2 separate regions of the Homo sapiens genome follow, and region 2 is linked to region 1. A link is an interaction called in ENCODE POLR2A ChIA-PET data of the cell type or tissue named here. Cell type or tissue: GM12878. All regions are shown on one strand. Links, peaks and the distances in the headings refer to the core of each region. The heading gives the core; the rest is flanking DNA. Region 1 overlaps FNIP1 (folliculin interacting protein 1). Region 2 overlaps MEIKIN (meiotic kinetochore factor).

Region 1 (12,099 bases), core at 2,306-10,305:
ATCCAATGTTTAGCTCCCACTTATAACTGAGAACATGCGGTATCTGATTTTCTGTTCCTGCATTAATTCACTCAGGATAACGGCCTCCAGCTGCCTTCGTGTTGCTGCAAAGGACTGGATTTCATTCTTTTTTATGGCTGAGTAGTATTCCATAGTACATACATACCACATTTTCTTTATCCAATCCACCACTGATGGGACCCTCCCTAGGTTGATTCCATGTCTTTGCTATTGTGAACAATGCTGCAATGAACATACAAGTGCATGTGTCTTTTTGGTAGCTTTGTTTTCTTTTGGATATATACTCAGTAATGTGATCGCTGAGTCAAATGGTAGCTCTCTTTCAAAGTTCTCTGACAAATCTTCAAACTGCTTTCCACAGTGGCTAAACTACTTTACATTCCCATCAATGGTGTGTAAGTATTCCCTTTTCTCCACAGCCTCACCTGCATCTGTTATTTTTTGACTTTTTAATAATAGCCAATCTGATTGATGTGAGATGGTATCTCATTGTAGTTTTGATTTGTCTTTCTCTGATGACTAGTGATGATGAGCATTTTTTCATGTTTGTTGGCTGGTTGGATGTCTTCTTTTGAGAACTGTCTGTTCATATATTTTGCCCACTGTTTATTGGGGTTGTTTTTTGCTTGTTAAATTGTTTAAATTCCTTATAGATTCTGTATATTAGACTTTTGTCAAATGTACAGTTTGTGAATATTTTCTGCCATTATGTGGGTTGTCCACCAGGCACAATTCTTCACTTCCTTAAGAGAGCCTTAACCCTAACTCTGTCAACGTATGTGAAACTATGTGTAACCGGCAACATAAAACATCTTCATCCCAAATTCTTGACAGAAAATATAATTTTGGTTTTCTTCTGTCTAATCTTTAGTAAATGTCTGTGTGCTAGTAAATGATAAAGACCTACCTAGACATCCAGGCTAAACCAGAGACTCCTCCTTAAACCACAATGACTTGCATCACACTGAACTGTTTCTACTAAATTGTGCTTTCATACCATGCAAAGGAAACTGTAAAGGAACAGACCGACAAAGGATGAAAATAGGGAAAGGGGTCTCACGGAAACCAGTGAAAAAGAACATTTTAGAAAAGAAAAAGAACTACCACGGGAGTCACTAAAAAGTATCCACTAGAGAAGCAAAAGTCATTGGTGACCATAGCAAGGACAGTTCTAAGGAATAAAGAGTACAGAGGTCAGATTCTAGGGGACTGAAGAGTGAATAGGAGCAGAGAAAACAGACAACTGGTAAGAAAAAAAGAGAAAGAAAATGAAACCTCAAGTAGAGTGAGAGTGACAGATATTCTGCTATTTAAAAAATGACACATCTGAACATGTTTACATATATGCTGATGACAGAATCTGAGGTGGAGGAGAAATACAAGGCCTCTGAGGAAGTAGAGAACAGGATATAGAGCACAAGTGAAAGCATTAGCTCAAAGAAAATAACTCTCACACTAGGATGGAAAGAAAGGAGATAAAGATGTACATGGGTGCAGAAAGATTTGTAGATATGAAGGTAAGGTGCGGAGGGAATCCATATCTAAGAGATCCATTTTCTTTGTCAAGCAGGTGAAGGCAAGTAAGGGAAAGGTGGTAAGATGTGGGGATAGTAGAGAGTAAAAAAGAGAATAGCAGTTGTTGGGAAATAAAATAGTCATACACCATATAACGTTTTGGTCAACAACAAACTGTATATATGATGGTGGTCTCATAAGATTATAATGCAGTTCAAAAACTCCTATTGCCTAGTAACACTGTAGCTGTCATCACATGGTAGCACAAAGTATTACGCACATGTCTGTGGTGATGCTCATGTAAACAAACCTACTGCACTGTCAGTCATATGAAGGTATTACGGATACAATTATGTAAAATACGCAATACTTGATAATAAAAGACTATGTTGGCCGGGTGCAGTGGCTCACACCTGTAATCCCAGCACTTTGGGAGGCTGAGGTGGGCAGATCACAAGGTCAGGAGATTGAGACCATCCTGACTAACATGGTGAAACCCTGTCTCTACTAAAAGTACAAAACAAAAATTAGCCAGGCGTGGTGGCATGCACCTGTAGTCCCAGCTACTCAGGAGGCTGAGGCAGGAGAATCTCTTGAACCCAGGAAGCAGAGGTTGCAGTGAGCCAAGATTGCGCCACTGCACTCCAGCCTGGGCGACAGAGTGAGACTCTGTCTCAAAAAAAAAAAAGAAAAAAAAAAAAAAAGACTATGTTACTGGTTTATGAATTTACTATACTTTTATCATTATTTTAAAGTGTACCCCTACTTATAAAAAAATTAACTGTAAAACAGCCTTAAGCAGATCCTTCAGGAGGTATTCCAGAAAAAGGCATTATTAGCATAAGAGATGACAGTTCCATGTGTGTTATTACTCCTAAAGACCTTACAGTGGGACAAGATGTGGAGATGGAAGATAGTGGTACTGATAATCCTGACTCTATGTAGGCCTACGTTAATGGTGTGTTTGTGTCTCAGTTTTTAACAAAAAGGTTAAAAAAATTTAACTGAAAAAAGCTTAGAATAAGCACATAAAGAAAGAAAATATGTTTGTACAGCTGTACAATGTTTGTGTCCTAAACAAAGTGTTACTACACAACAGTTCAAAAGATTTTAAAATTAAAAAGTTAATAAGGAAAAAACTTACAATAAGCTAAGGTTAATTTTATTATTGAAGAAAAACATTTTTAATAAATTTAATGTAGCCTAAGTATACAGTGCTTATTTATAAAACCTACAGTAGTGTACAACACTGTCCTAGGTTTTCACAGTCACTGACTACTCACTCACTGACTCACCCAGTAACTTCCAGTCTCGCAAAATCCATTCACAGTAAGTGAATGGATCGCCCTATATAAGTGTACCACTTTTTATCTTTTTTTTTTTTTTTTTTGAGATGCAGTCTCAGTCTATCGTCCAGGCTGAAGTGCAGTGGTGCGATTTTGGCTCACTGCAACCTCCGCTTCCGGGTTCAAGTGATTCTCCTGCCTCAGCCTCCCCAGTTGCTGGGTTTACAGGCGTGTGCCATCATGCCTGGCTAATTTTTATATTTTTAGTAGACATGTGGTTCCACCATGTTGGCCAGGTTTGTCTCAAACTCCTGACCTCAGGTGATCCGCCTGCCTCGGCCTCCCAAAGTGCTGGGATTACAGGTGTGAGCCACTGTGCCCGGCCTACTTTTTATCTTTTATACCATATTTTTGCTGTACCTTTTCTATGTTTGGATATGTTTAGATACACAAATACTTACCATTGTGTTACAACTCCCTACAGTGTTCAGCACAGCAATACGCTGTACAGGTTTGTACCCCAAGAGCAATAGGCTATTATCATACAGCCTAGGTGTGTAGTAGACTATACCATCTAGTGTGTGTAAGTACACTGTGTGATGTTTGCATAACAACAAAATTGCCTAACAATGCATTCCTCAGAACAGAGCCCCATCATTCACTGGTGCATGAGTGTATGTTGAATAGAAAACATAAGATTTCCAGGCAATGCTGTACATCTACATAACGTTGAAGACTATGAACTAGGACGATGTACTGGCTGCAAACTACAGTTAGGTGATTTTCTCCAGTAGGACCTCATGTGCTTGAATTTGGATCAGACTGTGCCAAGGTAAGGGTTTTGATAGGTATACGGAACAAAAGAAAAGGAAGGCTATGGAAATGGAGTATAAGACTGACAAGAATACAGCTGAATTGATCTAAGCTAGTTAGGGAACGTAGTGATGGGACAACAATAACAAAAGAAAATGGAGGCAGTACGGTCAAAGTGCTGAAAAAACGCAAAGAAGGAGAGTGGGAGGCAGAGAGGACAAGGAATAGGAGGCTATAATCACAGGGCAGGATCCTAGAGTTTAAGATATTAGAGGTAGAATAGCTCATTTAATCATTAAATACAGATATGTACCTACTATGTGCCAAGCAGTGGTTAGGGCAAGATAAAAAAGAACCTCTCTGGAAGAAAGATACAACAGTAGCTAAGCAAAGAAATAAATTAACTTGATAACTTCAGGTAAGTCAATAGACTATGATAGAAGGTGGTAGTGAGAGAATGGTTTGGGTTGAGGGGAGGTATATTCTTCCCTTCTTTCTTTTTTTTTTTTTTTAGACAGAGTCTCTCTCTGTCTCTCAGGCTGGGGTGCAGTAGCATGATCTCGGCTCACTGCAACTTCTGCCTCCTGAGCTTGAGAGACTCTTGTGCCCCAGCCTCCCAATTAGCTGAGATTACAGGTATGTGCCACCACGCCCAGCTAGTTTTTGTACTTTTAGTAGAAATAGGGTTTTGCCATGTTGGCCAGGCTGGTCTCAAACTCCTGGCCTCAAGTAATCTGCTGGGATTACAGGTAGCACGAGCTACCACACCTGGCCAATACATTCATTTTTTAAAAGGTGCCTAATATGGACAAAATTTTCTGGAGAAAATGAAAAGTTGGGCTTCACTGGATATGTGGTCTTCTAACAGACCTTATATAAGCAGTGATGCCATTTCATTTAGCCAAACTCCTTTGGTCTCCCAGACACCCAAAGAATAAAATCCAAGTTCCTTTGCTTAGATGTAAAGCTCTTCATGGGCTGGCCCAGATCTGCCTTTCCAGACTCTTTTCATGTTACCCATAATTATCATACTGAGCTTCTCAAAGGTGCCAAGATATATCAATTCCATGCCTTTGTACAAGCCATGTCTTCTACCTGAAATATTCTCACTCTCCTGGCAAACTCTTATTTATTCTTAAAGATCTAGCTCCAAATGTCACCTACTCTAAAAAGTTCTTATTCATTCCTCCAAGCAGAGTTAGCTACTGAGTTTTGGGATTACACTTTACCTTAGATTATAAATCTAATAGTATCTTCATCAGATTGTCTTGTAATTTATCTGTTCACATGCCTGTTTCTTCCACTAGAAAAAAAAAGCTCCCTGAGGGAAGATCTTATTCATCTTTGAATCCCCAGTCCCAAGCTTGGTAAATGAGTAAAACTACATATCCCTAAGTAAATGTAATATCATAGGCACTAAATATTTCAGGAGTGAATGGATTCCACAATCTGAAAAAAAAAAAAAGAAGAAGAAAAAACAAATGTGCTTTCTTTAAAAAGTTAAAAGGCATGTCCATGAACTCATGAATAAACAAAATGTGGTATGTCAATACAATGGAGTATTTGGCCATAAAAAGAATGCATACTACATGGGTGAACCTTGAAAACATTAGGTTAAGGAAAAAAAGCCAAACACAAAAAGGCTACGTATGATGATTCCATTTACATGACTTGTCCAGAATAGGCAAATCCATAATGACTGCAATGTGTACGAGGTTTCTTTCTGGGGAGATGAAATGTTCTGGAATTAGACAGTGGTGATGGTCACCAAAAAACTTTGTAAATATACCACAAACAAAAACAGCAACAACCAAACCAACCTAAAACACTGAATCACGCACTTTAGAAGAGTAGATTTTATGGAATGTGAAGTATATCTCAGCAATAATAAAAAAGGCTTTATTACCAAACTTATTTGTGAGTTTGTATTCTTTTTTTTTGGAGACAAGAGTTTCGCTCTGTTGCACAGGCTGGAGTGCAGTGGCGCGATCTTGGCTCACTGCAAGCTCCGCCTCTCCGGTTCGCGCCATTCTCCTGCCTCAGCCTCCCGAGTAGCTGGGACTACAGGTGCCAGCCACCACGTCCGGCTAATTTTTTGTATTTTTAGTAGAGACAGGGTTTCACCTTGTTAGCCAGGATGGTCTTCATCTCCTGACCTCATGATCTGCCTGCCTCGGCCTCCCAAAGTGCTGGGATTACAGGTGTGAGCCACCGCGCCCAGCCATGAATTTGTATTCTTTGTTAATTTAAAATAGGACTTTATGAAAAAGGTAAAATTATAAAGCTTCTATAAAGAAACACAGGTGATTATGCCACCTTAGGTTAGGCAAAGAGTTCTTAAACAAGATACAAAAATTACTATGCATAAAATAAAAAATTGGTAAGTTGGACTTTATAAAAATTTTAAACCTGAACATCTAAAAAAAAAAAAAAAGACCAGTCCAGAGATTGGAAGACAATATTTGCAATGCACATATCTGATAAAAACTTATAAACAGCCAAAACAACCCCCACAAAGCAGTAAGCAATAAACAATCCAATTTTAAAAGGGTACAGGTACAACTTGGGCATTTCACAAAAGGAGATATATGAATGGATAATCAGTATGTGGAAATGATAATTAACAGTGTTAATCATCAGAGAAATGCAAATTAAAACATGGCCACGGCCGGGCGCGGTGGCTCACGCCTGTAATCCCAGCACTTTGGGAGGCCAAGGCAGGTGGGTCACCTGAGGTCAAGAGTTCAAGACCAGTCTGACCTACATGGGAGAAATCCCAACTCTACTAAAAAAAAATATAAAATTAGCCAGGTGTGGTGGTGCATGCCTGTAATCCCAGCTACTTGGGAGGCTGAGGCAGGAGAATTGCTTGAACTCGGGAGGTGGAGGTTGCAGTGAGCCACGATTGCATCACTGCACTCCAGCCTGGGCAACAAGAGTGAAACATCGTTTCAAAACAAAACAAAAACATACAAACAAACAAAAAAAATGGCCACAAGCATTAAAATGGCTAAAACTGACACGACTAATAACACCAGTGGTTGGTAATAATATGAAGCCCTTGGAACTCCCATACATTGTTAGTAGGAGTGTAAAAGTGTACAACCATTTTTGGAATATTGCTTGACAGCTATGATTCAGCAATTCCTCTCACAGGAAATTTATCCAATAAAAATGAAAATAAATGTTCACAAATACTCTCACAGAAATGTTCACTGCAGTTTTATTTAAACCCAAATGCCACAGAGAATGGATAAACAAACTACGATATATTCCTACATTGAAATACTACTCAGAAATACCAAGGAATGAATTACTGATCCCACGGTAACAAAGATGAACTCAAAAAATACTGTTGCATGAAAGAATCCAGACACAATGGGGCACCTACTGATAATTCTATTTATGTGTAGAAGAGGTAAAACTAATGGACAATGATAGAAATCAAAGCAGTGATCAGGGATAGGGAGTGAGGGAAATGGAGGAGAAATGTATACTAAGGAACTTTCCAGAGTGATCAAAATGTCCTTTATCTTTATTGCCATTGTGGTTAAGTAGATGCATATATTTTTCAAAATAAATTATACATTTTATTATATGCAAATTATAGCTCAATTTTTAAAAGAGAAAGACTACTAAAAAAAGTAATACTATATTCATCAAGTTACATTACATTATGGACATCTCATTAAAACAGATTTTTTTTTTTTTTTGAGACAGAGTCTCGCTCTGTCACCAGGCTGGAGTGCGGTAGCACAATCTCAGCTCACTGAAACCTCCACCTCCCGGGTTCAAGCAATTCTCCTGCCTCAGCCTCCTGAGTAGCTGGGACTACAGGCACATGCCACCATGTCCAACTAATTTTTGTATTTTTAGTAGACACAGGGTTTCACCATGTTGGCCAGGATGTTCTTGATCTCTTGACCTCGTGATGTGCCTGCCTTGGTCTCCCAAAGTGGTGGGATTACAGGCATGAGCCACCATGTCCGGCCTAAAACAGACATATTAAACATTTACCACACTCACAGCATAATGCCAGGTACTGGGAATATTTCTCTGTCACATTCTTTATGTATTCATTCACTGACTTAAAAGCGTTCATTCAGCATGAAAAGAAAAAGATAGCCATACCATGAAATGCTCAGTCTAACAGAAAAGACAGACAAATGATTTTATCAACGTGATACATGCTATGACTGAGGCAAACTTACAATCTAGATAAGAGGTGTGCATAAGCAGGTCAGGTAAGAGTTTACTGAAGAAAAATCATAAACGACATACAATAAATAATAAATAACCTGCCCAAAATAACACAGCTAGCTAGTAAATGTGTCAAAGCTGGGTTTAGATTCCAGGCAGTCTTTCAGTCCATTATCTAAATCATTGTGTATGGCCTTGGCCTATTGAGTAGGAAGTGATACTTCAAGTTTCAGCTTCAAGTGATGGGCAGGGGAGAAGGGCATTCTCTTCTCTGGAAGAAGAAAACAGCATCTGCTGTAATTCTTAGTGACCCTAGCTCAGAAGTGTGCAATGAAGCAACAGGCACAGCTATGAAGGCAGGCTGGAGCATCAGATCAACAGACATAACCAGTTCAACACACACATACAGACTTCTTCATCCAGGCAATGAGTAAACAAAGGTTTTAAACAATAGCTGACAAGATCACTTGTGCATTTTAGAAAATCAGAAACTTGAAGAACTGACAAGATAGAGAGAAGCCTGGAGAAAAGAATGTTATATACCCTGAACTAAGGAATAGCACTGAAAATAGAAAGGGATAGAGCTAGATCTTATTTAGAAGGCAGAGATAGGACCTGAAGACTATATGGGGAATAAAGGATGAGAATGGCTGACTCTCAGCTTTCAGATTTCATGAAAGGAGATACCATTAACCAAGATAAAGAATATCTCAGGAGGGGGAGTAAGTTTGGGATAAGGGTGTTGCCAGATTGAGTTCAAGGGGGCTGCGAGACAGCTGAAGAAAAGATGTGCAACCGATTGATGAAAAATGGTCTGGTGGCCGGGCACAGTGGCTCACGCCTGTAATCCCAGCACTTTGGGAGGCCAAGGTGGGTGGATCTCCTGAGATGAGGAGTTTGAGATCAGCCTGGCCAACATGGCAAAACCCCATCTCTACTAAAAATACAAAAATTAGCCGGGCATGATGGTGGGCGCCTGTAATTCTGGCTGCTTGGGAGGCTGGGACAGGAGAACCACTTGAACCTGGGAGGCAGAGGTCACAGTGAGCCAAGATCACGCCACTGCACTCCAGACCAGGTGACAGAGCAAGACTCAATCTTAAAAAAAAAAAAAACGAAGAAGAAGAAAAAGAAAAAGAAAAATGGTCTGAGGAGAATGGCTGGGAACAGAGTTCCAGACACAGGAGTTACTGACACACAATTGGTAGTGAAATCTTCAGGCAGAACATATTAATTGAAAATAGAAAAGAATGTGAAGAACTAATAAACTAGAATTTTAGGATACATCAATATTTTAAGAACAGAGAGAAGAAAAGCAGAGAAGCCAGGGAAGATCAGTAAAGACAGACTACTAGAGAGGAAAAGAAAACTCATGGTAAAGCACTGTTACAAAAGTTAAGGAAGATGGGCCAGGCACGGTGGCTCATGTCTGTAATCCCAGCACTTTGGGAGGCCGAGGCTGGTGGATCACCTGAGGTCAGGAGTTCGAGACCACCCTGGCCAACATAGTGAACCCTCGTCTCTACTAAAAATATAAAAATTAGTTGGGCATAGTGGCACATGTCTGTAGTCCTAGCTACTTGGGAGGCTGAAGAAGGAGAATCGCTTGAACCTGGGAGGCAAAGGTTGCAGTGAGCCGAGATTGAGATTGTACCACTGTATTCCAGCCTGGGCGACAGAGAGACTGTGTCAAAAAAAAAAAAAGGTTAATGAAGATGAAAAGAAAGGAATCACGCACAATGCAAATGTTGCAGAAAGACCAAAATTTATGAAGAGTAAAAGTGTTCATGGAATTTAGCAATTTGGTGTCTTTGGTACTCTTGCTGGAACAGTTTCAGTGGAGGCAGTGGGGAAGGAATAACCATATAGCAATTGATTGAAGAGAAAGAGCTGAGAAAGACAGTATATAATATTCCATGTAAAAAAGGAACAGTGAGGAATAGTGTGACCATATAACCAACCATCTAAACTGAAGTTTTAAAACTAAAAAGGGATCCTAAACAGACAGAAATAAACTGAAATTATCTTGAATCACCAAGATGCATGGTCACTCAGGTAGAAGAAGTGAGGCTACAAGAGCCCTTTTTTTAAAAAAAGGAAAAACGTGTATGTGTATGAAATACACAGGTGTATAATATAAAGGAAAAAAGGCATCTATTTCCTTTCTAATATTTCCAAGTTGAGGGGAAGGAATCAGAAAAAGAATTTAAAGGTAATCAGAGAGAATTTTTGGATTAAGATCACAGAGAAGTTAAGACACAGTATCCCGGGCAAGGGTGCCCCTAATGAACAGCAGAATACACTTAATGAGGTAGGGAAAATGACCCACAGGTGAAAATTACTGCAGGTAAGTATGCAAGCTGGAGAGATGAAATCGAGCATTTATAGCTGATCATTCATGTTTTATAAAAAGCAGCGGTCAAGCATATTTACAAGCATATGTGAGGTGGGTGGCTTGAATTGGAGTACAGGATTTGAGATATAAAAGTCCAGCATAATCATCAAAGAAAATGGGGAAAGGAGCTAGCCCAAGAAAAGCAAAAGGACTATCAAACCATATTTGGGGGCCCAGCTGAGTGGAAAGCCTTAAATCTGTGATAGGACTAATTTTCTGTACTACCACAGAAGATTCCAGGTGTGAAAGGGCCAAAAGTAGGCAATGGATTAAACAGTAGATTTTCTGAGCAGCCACAATGAAAAGGAGCAAGGCTGTTAAGAGTGACAGTGAGAAAGAAAAGTCAGGACTGACTAGCTGAGGAAATGTGGCCAGAATGGAGCTGATAGGAGAAAAGGAAGTATAAAACAAACACATATAGTGGTCTCAACGAAGTTAAAGCACAAGTCTGAATAAGGATATGAGAGATCAAAGGATATGAAGTTGTGGTCAGAATGGGAAGATCTCAGAAAGAGAGGAGAGTCAGTTAGCTAACAAGGCTCAAGGTACAGCCAAGAAGAACACATAAAGGTAGAGAATAAGAGAAGGAACTGGAAGGCCAAAATGTTAGATGTATGGGCTGCTTAAGATGACTGCACAAAGTGATCTGGAAAGAAGGACTATCAGCCAAGTGTCAGAGTTCTTGATGAACAGTGGGCAACCATCTGGTACATGTCAGCCATGGATGCCAATAACAAAATAGAGGAAAGTGTGGTACAATATCATAGGCCTCATAAAGAACAGGTTTTCATGAGAGGACAAGAATAGTTTCCAGGCAATAGTGACAGGGCCAAGTTACTAGGCCCAAAGTTGGGTAGTGTGTGGCAAAATAAACATTCCCTACTGGAAGGGCAAAAGGAAGAATTACGGCCTCTGAAGGCCAAAAAAAAAAAAAAAGGTGGACAAATTGGGAAGAAAGTGGGGACACAAGGAAGGAGTTCTAAATGATGCAAAGAAAAGGCAGCATAGGCATTATTAGACGGGGGAGGGAAGGATGGAGTAAAACATGAAAGCTCACTTCATAGAGGGGCTTATATTTTGGGTCATATCTGAATAAGATAGGAATGTCTAAAGCAGAGATGAAAATAACATAGCTTTATGTTTAAACACAAATCTTGGTGAAGCTGTTTTGGTCTAGATCAGACATCCCTAGAGTCATAAACAAAAAATGAAAACAAAATGCTGGTCAAAATTATCTGGGAAGACATGTGTACTTCTGCAGAGTATGTCCCTGAAATGGTGAAGTGTTACTAATAAAGTTCTGATTCCCTTTACCTTATAATAGAAAGAAGTTGTGACATGGAAATCTATAGACACATGAAATTAACGAAATAAACTTATTACCTAAAAGTTGCCTGACAAATTAATTGCTTAGAATATGATATTAAACAACAAACAATCACAACAGAGTGGCTCTTTTAATAGGCAAATAAGTTTAAATGGTAATAGTCATTCTAAATTTATTCATTTCATCAAATGAAAGAAGTGAAGGAGAAGCAAAACTGACCTACCTAAAGTTGCTGTTCTGGATACAGCTGGCTGGTGCCTCTTCTTTTCACCTGTAGCCCTACTCTGTCTTCACTGGTATTTGCTTATGCTCAGTACTCAAGTGTTTAGAATGATCTCTCATTTTACCAGAACCTAAGTCTTCTGATACTGCCTTCCACTTCATCATGTTCCTTCTTTTTTATCAAAATTTAACTGAAGACAAATGTAAGCCAAATCACTAACAGTGTTAAGTATACCACCACCATTCACACAAATTTATATGCTACAGAAAAACTTTTCTTAGTAATTACTATTAAGCAATTGTATTTAGCATATTTAAAC
Region 2 (12,099 bases), core at 1,992-9,991, 100 kb after region 1:
ATAAAAGCCATTGATACGGTTTGGATTTGTGTCCCTGCCCAAATCTCATGTGAAATTGTAATCCCCAATGTTGGAGGTGGGCCCTGGTGGGAGGTGACTGGATCATGGGAGTGGTACTTCACAGGGGTGGTCCCCAATTGTTTAGCACCATGCCCTTGTTGCTGTTCTAGTGGGGGAGTTATTGTGAGATCTTGTTGTTTAAAAGTGTGTGGCACCTCCCCATTTTCTCTCTTCCTCCTGCTCTGGCCATGTAAGATGCCTTGCTCCCCTTTTGCCTTTCACCATAATTGGAACCTCTTTTCTTTATATATATAAAGAAACCTCTTTTCTTTATATATATAAAGAAACCTCTTTTCTTTATATATATAAAGAAACCTCTTTTCTTTATATATATAAAGAAACCTCTTTTCTTTATATATATAAAGAAACCTCTTTTCTTTATATATATAAAGAAACCTCTTTTCTTTATATATATAAAGAAACCTCTTTTCTTTATATATATAAAGAAACCTCTTTTCTTTATATATATAAAGAAACCTCTTTTCTTTATATATATAAAGAAACCTCTTTTCTTTATAAATTACCCAGTCTCAGGTATTTCTTTATAGCAATGTGAAAATGAACGAATACAGCCATATATGAAAACCCACAGTAAACATCACATTCAATGGTGAAAGATGGAAAGCTTTTCCTCTAAGATGAAGAAAAAGGCAAGGATGTCTGCATTTTCAACATACTACTGATAGTTCTAGCCGGAGCAATTAGGCGATTAGGAAAAGAAATAAAAGGCATCCAAATTGTAAAGCAAGAAGTAAAATTATCTCTGTTCACAGACAACATGGTATCACTGTGGAAAACCTTAAAGATTGAATTAAAAATTATTAGAATAAATGAATTCAGCAAATTAACAGGACACAAAGTCAATACACAAAAATCAGGTGAATTTCTACACACTAACATAAGCAATTTGAAAAGAAATTACCAAAAAAAACAAAAAAAAAGAAAATAAATTACAATTCAATTCATAATAGCATCCAAAAGAATATTTAGGAATTAACCAAATAAGTCAAAGACCTACACAATAAAAACTATAAAACATTGGTAAAATAAATTAAAGAAAACATAAATAAATGAAAACACATCCCATGTTTATGGATTGGAAGATGCAATACTGTTAAGATGCCATTACTACCTAGGGTGATCTACAGATTCCATTCAATCTCTATCAAAACCCCAATGATGTTTATTGCAGAAACAGAAAAACCCACTTTAAAATTCACATGGAATCTCAAGGGATCCTGAATAGTAAAAACAAAAATGAAAAAGAAGAACAAAGCTGGAGGACTGACACTTCCTGATTTCAAAATGTACAAAGCTACAGTAATCAAAGCCATATGGTACTAACATAAAGACAGACATATAGATCAATGGAATAGAGAACTCAGGAATAAACCCTCACATATATGGTTAAATGATTTTTGGCAAGGGGGCCAGACCATTCAATGGGGGAAAGGATGATCTCTTCAACAAATGATGCTGAGAAAACTGGATATCTACATGCAAAAGAATGAAGCTGGACCCTTACCTAATACTATACACAAAAATTAACTCAAAATGGATCAATGACCTAAATACAAGACCTAAAACAAAAAAAAATTGAAGAAAATACAGGGCAATAGCCTGGGCACCATAACGAAACCCAGTCTCTACAAAAAATACAAAAAATTAGCTGGGCATGGTGGTGTATGCCTGCAGTCCTAGCTATTCGAGAGGCTGAGATGGCAGAATCACCTAAATCCTGGAAGTCAAGGCTGCAGTGAGTCTGTGAGCCTTGACTGCACCCTGGCACTCCAGCAGAGAGGACAGAGTGAGACTCTGTCAAAAAAAAAGAAAGAAAAGAAAAGAAAAAGGCAAAAAGCTTTAGACATTTGATTTGGCTGTGATTTCTTGCACAGGACACCAAAGGAATGAGCAAGAAAAGAAAAAATAGACAAACTGTACTTCATAAAAAATATACAATTTTGTGCATCAAAGACCCTAACCAAAGTGTAAAAAGGCAACCCACAGAATAGGAGAAAATATTTGCAAATTATGTTTCTCATGAGTTAAGAGATTTCTTATAGCACCTCATATACAAAGTATCTAATGTAACAGTAATTATTTCCTTTAGTAATTGAAGGAAAAATGGAAAATACTACCTCATTTGAAGAATTTTCCTGCAAACTTGACACAGGAACAATTTCATTTGAATTAACATAATTGCTGACATTTGGAAATAGTTCTTCAAAAGATGCTTTTTGCACTGAGGACAAATCAATCTATAAAAGAATACATTATTGTTTTGTGGAAGTTAAACATTGCAAAAGCAATGATTTTTAAGTAATTAAAGAAAAGTTGAAAAATACCATCTCATTGGAAGCATTTTCCTGTAAACTTGACACAGGAACAATTTCATCTGAATAAACGTAATTACTGACATTTGGACATAACTCTTCAAAAGATGCATGTTTAGAGACAAATCAATCTGTAAAATGGGTTATAACATTCTTTCATTTTAAAGTAATTTTTTAATTAGGAATTTTTGTTTGCTATGATACACCAGAGATTTTTAAATCACTATCTCTAACATAGAACTCTCTCCTAAGTGCCATATCCATTTTTCTATCAGGTTACTGAAATCACCACACATTTCTGTACCAAATTAAAAATTTCCAAAAAAGATGACTGATTGATTTAGAGATGATTTAAGGTGTGCAGGATGCACGTAGGTTATATGCAAAAAACCAACACTATGCCATTTTACATCAGGAACTTTAGCATCCACATATTTTGGTATCTTTGAGAAGTCCTGGAACCAATTCCCCATGAATACTGAGGGATGACTGTATATAGTTAAGACAACTGAAAACATGTTTAACAAACACTTGTCAACAAATGTTCATAACAGTATTATTCATAATAGATAATAAATGGAAATAAATGCGCATAAACTGAATTGATAAACAAAATATGGTATATGTATATAATGGAGTATAATTCAGTTGATTTGGTTTGGCTGTGTCTCTACTCAAATCTCATCTTGAATTGTAATCCCCATAATCCCCATAGGTCAAGGGAGGGACCCGGTGTGAGGTGATTGAATCATGGGGGTGGTTTTCTCCATACTGTTCTGATGATAGTGAGTGAGTTTTCCCGAGATCTGATGGTTTTATAGGGTAGTTTTCCCTGCTCTTCCATGCTCTCTCCTCTGTTGCCATGTAAGACAGGCCTCTTCCCCTTCCACCATGATTGTAAGTTTCCTGAGGCCTCCCCAGCCATGCGGAACTGTGAGCCAATTGAACCTCTTTTCTTTATAAGTTACCCAGTCTTGGGTATGTCTTTATAGCAGTGTGGAAACAGACTAATACATAGGTCATAAAAAAGGAATGCAGTACTGATACCTGCTATAACATAGATGAATTTTTAAAACATTATGCTAAGTGAAAGAAACCAGGCACAAAACGCCACATGTTATATGATCTCATTTATATGAAATACTCAGAAAGAGCAAACCTATAGAGACAGAAACTAAATCAGTAGTTTCTTTGGACTGGAGGGTGGGATGGGGGGATGAGGGCTGACTATTAACGAATAGGGTGATGAAAATGTTCTTAAATAGGATCATGATGATAGTTGCACAGTTTTTAAGTATGCTAAAAACCACTGAATTATATACTTTAGTATACTGAGTTTTATAAAACGTAACTTGTACCTCAAATTTAAAAATATGTTGATATTTGTAAAATAGTCACTAAATTAGTTTTGCCACGAAAAAAATCATTTTGGTACATTTGTTATTCATCAATACATTTTAACTCCAAATATCAACCAAGAATGAATAAAAAATGAGACACTCATTTTCTGGAAAAAGTATTGATTTTTGGGCCACTGGAAAGACTGTGAGCAGAGGATTAACAAAATCCTTTCTCCCATCATGAGCATCTATTGGTTAAATCTGTAACTCCTTTCCCCTAGGAACCTGATAAGTGTAAGAATGTCAACTGTGTTACTAGGTAACATTGCTTATGGTAAAAATAATGTCTGATTGGAAAATTGTATCTATAGGAGGAACTATAAATGCACTATAAATAAATAACTACTGCACTATAAAAGCTAAAATACTTTGAGTTTCCCTGAGTGCAGGGACATTGTAATTACACATGTCCTTTGTGGAGACCATGGACGTTATGCATAAGTGCTGTTACAAAAGATACTGGATTTCATCTCCTTGTGCCTGAGCAGTCCCCACACTGCTATGTAAGCCGCTGCATGGACCTCTGTGAGGATTGCTCACACTGAAGAGGAACATTGGATATTTGACTGAAGACTTGATGACACTGGATTTGATAATCATTTCTTGGATATGACATCAAAAGAACAGGTGAGAAAAGAAAAAGACAAATTTTACTATGACAAAATAAAAAACATTTGTGCATCAAAGGACACTATCAACAGAGTGAAAAGGCAACCCATGGAAGGGGGCAAATTATTTGTAAATCATATGTTGGGTAATGGGTTAACATCTCAGATATATGAAGAACTCCTACAACTCAACAATTAAAAATTCAAAAATAAACAAAGGACTTGAATAGATATTTTCCCAAAAAAGATATACAAATAGCTAATTAACACATTAAAAGATGCTCAGTGTCATCCTTATTAGGGAAATACAAATCAAAACCATAATGAGATACCACCTCACATCCATAAGAACTACTATTACAAAAAAGAAAATAACAAGTGCTGGCAAGGAAGTAGAGAAACTGGAACCCTTGTGCATTTTGCTAGTGGGAATGTAAAATGGTACAGCTACTAAGGAAAACAGTGTGGTGGTTCCTCAAAAAGAAAAATTGAATTACAATATGCTGTAGCAATTCCACTTCTAGATACATACCCAAAGAATTGAAAGCAGGGACTCAAACATATATTTGTACACCCATGTTCATAGCAGCATTATTCACAATTGTCAAAAGGCAGAAGCAACCCAATTGTCCATCAATAGATGAATGGATAAACAAAATGTGTCATATACATACAATGGAGTATCAATTCATCCTTAAAAATAAAATTCTGATGCATGCTGTAACATAGATGAATTTGAAGATGCCATGCTAAGTGACATAAACTAGTCACAAAGGACAAATACTGTATGGTTCCACTTATATGAGGTACCTAGAGTAGTCAAATTTATAGAAACAGAAAGTAAAATGGTGGTTTCCAGGGGTGGGGTAGGGAGGAGCAGGAAGTTACTGTTTAATGCATATGGAATTTCAGTTTTGCAAGATGAAAAAAGTTCTAGAGATGAATAGTGGTGATGGTTGCATAATGATGTGAATGAATATACTTCAACTGTACACTTAAAAATGGTTAAAATTATAAATTTTATGTTATATATATTTCATCACAATTTTTAAAACTGAAAGGAAAAAACAGAAGAATCCTGGTTGTTGCTGCAGTACTCTAATTTTTCCTTCTCTCTTGCATGTATAGTAGTATACAAAGTACTTTCATTGAAAGTGTGCTTAAGCAACAGAAAAACACAGATATTATTCTCCATAGGCAATATTTCCCTGATATGAGAAAAATAGAAGAATGGGGAGAGGAGGAGCCAGAAAACAGATACTACAAGTGCCAAATGCTAATACTTACCACAAAACCAGCTGTCTCTGAAGATGGAGTACTTGTTAAAAGGCCTCTGTTTTTCTTACCAGGAGTACTGGAATTTGTTTTCTATAAATGTTTTTATAAAACAGGGATTGAACAGCAGAAAGAAATAAACTATTTTAGTATAGTAAAACTACAATTTCAAGTTAGTTGACCAGATCATAATGTACAGTACTAAGAAAATCCTTAATCTGTTCATTAAATTTTAAACCACTTCACAGGAAACTAAAGAATTTTCTCACTTGAGCTAGATCAAACAACATCCAAGAGAACTCTATATGGCATAGCAACTATATGAGAATACCTTGGTTGAAATGAATACCTTGGTTGAAATTACTATTAATTTAGAAAGAAAAGCTAATTAGAGTGTTGAGTTAGGAAATGGCGCTTCAGTTATCTTTGTTAACTACTAAGAAAGGTATTTTACTTTCAGCATTTAATTCTTAGTATATTATTGTACTTTTTGTGGAAAGAAAGTATAAGTTATTTCTGGAGCTGTGAAATATATGTAGCAAGGATAATTGGTTTAAAATATATAACGTTAAATGTATATAGATACTTTCATTTATGGAACATCAAAGTTAAAGAAATTATAAAGTAGGATGTAGGCTCATTTTCTACTTTTTGAAGATACAAAGAGGCAGACAGACAGACAGGTAGACAAAGCAAGAAAGAGTAAAAGACAGAGTGAGGAGAGAAACAGACAAGATACAAGACCTAAAGAAAGTGACAGAAAGCGAGGAAGCGACAGGCCAAAAGAGAGAGAGGGAGGAAGGGAGAAGAGGGGAATGGAGAGGAGATGAAGGAAGAGGTAGAGGAGAGGAGAGGAGGTAGGAGAGGAAGAATGAAAAGCAAAAGACAGAGAAGGAGAGAAAAAGAGGAAGACCAAGAGAAGGAGAGAGGAAAAAAGAGAAAGACAGAGAAGACAGAAACCAACATAGATTGTGAGCAGAGATTGAGAGAGAGAGACAGAGAAGGACAGTGAGAGAGATCAAGACAGAGACCAAGGAAAAGAGACAGAGCTTGAGACTGCAAGAGAGAGAAAATCTAGGATAGCAAAAGCAAAGAAACGGGTAGAAAGGTAGAGTAGAAAGTAAGAGTGATAGTCAAACAGACAGAGACAGGCAGCTTTATTTCTAGAAATCAGCTGCCTTTTCGGCCTTTAGACTCCATGAAGCAACCATATCCTTCTGATAAATGTTCTTTTTGAGTAGGTGTCTCTTGTAAGATGTCAAGTCTGGAATCTTACTTTCAACCTTTCTTTCCCTTCTGGCTTAAAAGCTTTTAAACTGATCGTTGGTACAAGACATAATCTGGAATAGTTTATTAGGAAAATTTTTGTCAGAAATGTTTATGGGTATATTTACAATAAAATGAACACATCAGCCTCTAACTTACTAGCTATATTTAGTTTTCGCATTTCAACAATGAAGGTTATTCTACCTCTAGGGACTGTGATGCAAGGGTTACAAATAATATATGTAAAAAGAACCTATGGTGTCTGGAGAGTAGGAGCTACTCAATGATAACTATTATCATCATCATTGTGGCAGTCCTGAAGGTCCTCTGCTCACATTTCTTCAAACAAAGAACCAGCTGTTCCAGTGCAAGGAGTGTAGTTAGCTGACAGCCCCCAAGCACAACATCTTTAGAATATGCTTCAGCTTTCATGCTGAGGCCACCATCTTTTCAAGCAGCCCCCAGCCAATGTCTGGGCATAACAGTCCAACACAAGACTTTCATAATAGACAATCTTTTCTCCAGAACTCCCCATTGTTGAGAGCTTCTGTCAGATCTGCACTGAAGACTGGGGCTATCCCTGCATAATCCTGCTTCTTCCCTGCCTTCCTTTCTTAGTCATTAGCCCCTGATGTTTGAACTCTTTATACTGTCTGAGTATCTGCTTCCCAGAGGTCTCATTTGACATAATTGTCAACTATCAGTCCAATTTTAAAACATCAGCTTGTATGCAGCTGTAAGTATATAGCTTCCCTACATTTTTTCTTAGATTTGTTAAAATATATATATATATATTTCTAAATCTTCCCAATCAGTACATATTTATAGTCTTTTCAAAAAATATTAGTTAATAAAAGACTAGTTCTTATCAATGCAGGTTTTGGGGACTGAGGCAGCAGAACTAAACTGTTCTACCTGCATTGCTTTCTTTTTTTTTTCTTTTTATTTATTTATTTATTTTTATTATACTTTAAGTTTTAGGGTACATGTGCACAACGTGCAGGTTAGTTACATATGTATACATGTGCCATGTTGGTGTGCTGCAGCCATTAACTCATCATTTAACATAAAAGCAGACCTATAGTGGGAAGACGGAACCTTGACTTTTAGATAATGAGAGTTTAACTGAAAATTTGTAACTCTATGTTCAGAATCTTTTCCAGGCTGAAACAAATTCATAATCAAGAAATACATTTTATAGTGCTATAAAAACATTTCCAGCACTTCTCACATGTCCTATTATTTCAACTTGAAAAAAAGATTTAAACTTAGAAATAAATGATTTTCTGGAAAAAAATAACGTCACACATTTAAGTTAAAAAATCTGCTGAAAGACAAAATAGTTCGAAACACAGGTGGAGCAGGATGGCCAGGGATGCCCATCCTCCAAGGCTCGCCATACTCTTCTAGGTGGCTTTAGCTTTTGGGTAACTGTAGGACCTGGACAGAGTAGGGCAGTCTTGTCCATGAGATATGTCCAGTCCGATCTGAGTGTCCTCATCTGCCAGCCTCTCCTGGGGCCCCAGCATGGCATGCCCGCTTGTGGCACAGCCTCGCATGCCTAACCAGGGTGCTTCCCAGGGGCCCTTCTCATAGCTCCTTCACTAGCAGACCATGCCTCACCGTCAGAGAGCTCCCGCTGACCAGCCACCATGGATGCGCACCTGCCTACCTACAGCCTCCACTCCCTTACAGCCTTCCTCCACCTCACTTTGCTGTCATGCACTCGCCCAAGGTCCTCTCCACTGCTTTGCTGGCCCGCAAGCGCAGGTGACCATACTTCCTCTCTCCCACTGGCATGTGTGTGTACATGCACCCTGCCTCTCCACCACTGCTGGTGTGAGCACACCCTGCCACCGCTAATGTGCGGCACTCTGCCCTGCCAATGTGGCCTGCATGAGGGTGTGTACAGAATCCAGTGCCTCACTCCCGCCAGCAACTGTTCACCCCAGCCCACCACTGCTGCTGCTGCCACACTCAAGCTAGCATAGATCCTGCTATGCTATGCCACTGCCTGAGGAAAGGCACTGGCCAGCACTCCCCATCACAGTGCTGTGGCCAGCAGAGCAGGAACACCGGGCCCCTCCAGTGCAGCGAGTTCCTAAGCTCCTGAGACCAGAGAACAAAGCTGGGGGCCTGGTACCAGCACCCTTAGAGTTAGAGCAGTCAAACTAGGAATGCTGAGCTGAGCTCTGGCCCTCTAAAATCTTCCTCAAACAAACTTAACAGACACATAGACCAATGGAACAGAATAGAGAGCCCAGAAATAAAGCTGCACACCTACAACCATCTGATCTTCGACAAAGCTGACAAAAACAAGCAATGGGGAAAGGACTGTTTTATTCAAGAAATGGTGCTGGGATAACTGGCCAGCCATATTCAGAAGACTGAAACTGAACTCCTTCCTTATACCATATACAAAAATCAAGATGGACTAAACACTTAAATGTAAGACCTAAAACTATAAAAACTCTAGGAGAAAACCAACAAAATACCATTCTGAACATAGACCCTGGCAAAGATTTCATGAGGAAGATGCCAAAAGCAAATGCAACAAAAACAAAAATTGACAAATGGGACCTAATTAAACAAAAGAGCTTCCGCACAGCAAATGAAACTATCAAGAGAGTAAACAGACAACCTACAAAATGGGAGAAAATATTTGCAAACTATGCATCCGACAAAGGTCTGATATCCAGGATATATAAGGAACTTAAATTTACAAGCAAAAACCAAACAGCTCCATTAAAAAGTGGGCAAAGGCATAAACAGACATTATCAAAAGAAGATATATGCACAGCCAACAAGCGTATGAAAAAATGCTCACCACTAATCATTAGATAAATGCAAATCAAAACCACAATGAAATACCATCTCACACCAGTCAGAATGACTTATTAAAAAAGTCAAAAACTAATAGATGCTAGCAAGATTGTGGAGAAAAGGGGAATGCTTATCCACTGCTGGTGGGAATATAAATTAGTTCAGCCACGGTGGAAAGCAATTTGGTGATTTCTCAAAGAACTCAACGCAGAACTACCACTCGACTCAGCAATACCATTATTGGGTATATACTCAAAGGAATATAAATCATTCTACCATAAAGACACCTGCACACGTATGTTCAATGCAGCACTATTCACATAGCAAAGACATGGAATCAATCTAAATGCCCATCAATGGTAGACTGGATAAAGAAAATGTGGTACATATACACCATGGAATACTATTCAGGTGTAAGGAAGGAGTCCAGTTCCAGTATGCTTAAGTCTTTAATCCATTTTGAGTTGATTTTGGTAGACAGTGATGATGTAGTGTGAATATGTGTTCCCATCCAAATCTCATGTTGAATTGAAATCCCCAATGATGGAGGTGGGGCCTGGTGGGAGGTTATTGGATAATGGGGATAGATTTCTCTGGAATGGCTTAGCACCATCCCCTTAGTGCTGTTCTCTTGATAGAGTGAGTTCTTACAAGATCTGGTTGTTTAAAAGTATAGCATCTCTCCCACCCTTTCTCTTTTGTTCCTGCTTTTGCCATATGAAGTGCCTGTTCCTGCTTTGCCTTCCACCATGAGTAAAAGCTCCCTGAGGCCTCCCCAGAAGCAGATGCTGCCATGTTTCCTGTACAAGCTGCAGAACTGTGAGTCAATTAAATCTCTTTTCTTATAAATTACCCAGTCTTAGGTATTTTTTTAAATCACAACACAAGAACAGCCTAATAAAGGTGAGGAATAGGGGTCTAGTTTCATTCTTCTGCATGGGGATATCCAGTTTTCTGAGCATCGTTTACTGGAGAGACTGTCCTTTCCCCCGTGTATGTTCTTGATGGCTTTGTTGAAGATCAGTTGGCTGTAAATACGTGGATTCATTCCTGGGTTCTCTATTCTTTTCCTTTGGTCTCTGTGTCTATTTTTCTACCAATATCATGCTGTTTGGGTTAGCACAGCCTTGTAATATATTTTGAAGTCAGGTAGTGTAGTGCCTTGAGCTTGTTCCTTTTGCTTAGGACTGCTTTGACTATTCTGGATCTTTTTTGGTTCCATATGAATTTTAGCGTTGTTTTTTCTAGTTCTGTGAAAAACTACATTGATATGTAGTTAGAGATTGCACTGAATCTATAGATTGCTTTAGGTAGTATGGTCATGTCTAATGATATGAATTCTTCTGATCCATGAGCATGAGATGTCTTGTTTCTTCTTCAATTTCTTTCATCAGTGTTTTGTAATTTTCCTTGTAGAGATCTTTCACTTCTTGGTTAAATTTATGCCTAGTTTTTTTTTTTTTTTTTGGTTTTGTTGGTTTGTTTTGCAGCTGTTGTAAATGTGATTGCCTTCTTGATTTTTTTTCAGATATTATTGGTGTATAGAAATGCTGATTTTTGCTTGTTTGCATCCTGCGGCTTCACTGAATTTGGTTCAGTTCTAACAGTTGTTTTTTTTGTTTGTTTGTTTTTTGAGACAGAGTCTTGCTCTGTTGCCCACACTGGACTGCAGTGGTGTGATCTCGGCTGACTGCAACCTCCGCCTCCCAGGTTCAAGCAATTCTCTGCCTCAGCCTCCCAAGCAGCTGGGATTATAGGCACCCACCACCATGCCAGGATAATTTTTTTTTTTATTTTTAGTAGAGACGGGGTTTCACTATCTTGGCCAGGCTGGTCTTGAACTCCTCACCTCATGATCCACCCACCTCAGGCTCCCAAAGTGCTGGGATTACAGGCGTGAGCCACCATGCCCAGCCTGTTTGGCTTTTTTTTTTTTTTTTTTTTTTTTTGAGAGAGAGTCTTGCTCTGTCACTCAGGCTGAAGTGCAGTGGCACAATCTTGGCTCACTGCAACCTCCACCTCCTGGGCTCAAGTGATTCTAGTGCCTCAGCCTCCTGAGTAGCTGGGATTACAGGCATGCACCACCATGCCCAGCTAATTTTTGTATTTTTTAGCAGACATGGGGTTTTGCCATGTTGGCCAGGCTGGTCTCCAACTCTTGGCCTCAAGTGATTGCCTGCCTTGGCCTCCCAAAGTGCTGTGATTACAGGCATGAGCCACCATGCCCAGCCCTAAGAGTTTTTTGATGGAGTCTTTTGGTTTTCTAAAAATAAGAATAGGCCAAGTGCAGTGGTTCATGCCTGTAATCCCAGCACTTTGGGAGGCCGAAGTGGG

The links. Peaks named below come from ENCODE experiments on the same cell type or tissue, not always from the same donor. Only the 100,000 strongest peaks of a DNase experiment are listed, where the experiment ranks them.
Region 2: POLR2A ChIA-PET joins it to region 1 with 5 read pairs; 2 of 35 experiments call an interaction of 5 or more read pairs at or near these places.

The regions. Positions count from the first base shown.
Region 1 is chr5:131,746,485-131,758,583 of GRCh38, forward strand. The region is part of intron 1 of FNIP1 (folliculin interacting protein 1); the gene reads right to left. Among named protein-coding and RNA genes, the nearest start is that of FNIP1, 44 kb to the right of the region's middle. RefSeq lists an enhancer at 11,724-11,773. In GM12878, for the core only: no CTCF peak of the experiment used is centred there; no DNase peak of the experiment used is centred there.
Region 2 is chr5:131,849,066-131,861,164 of GRCh38, forward strand. It overlaps MEIKIN (meiotic kinetochore factor), which reads right to left. Exons shown (of 13, transcript NM_001303622.2): 10 at 5,689-5,769; 11 at 2,199-2,318. Among named protein-coding and RNA genes, the nearest start is that of FNIP1, 58 kb to the left of the region's middle. In GM12878, for the core only: no CTCF peak of the experiment used is centred there; a DNase peak (open chromatin) is centred at 5,286.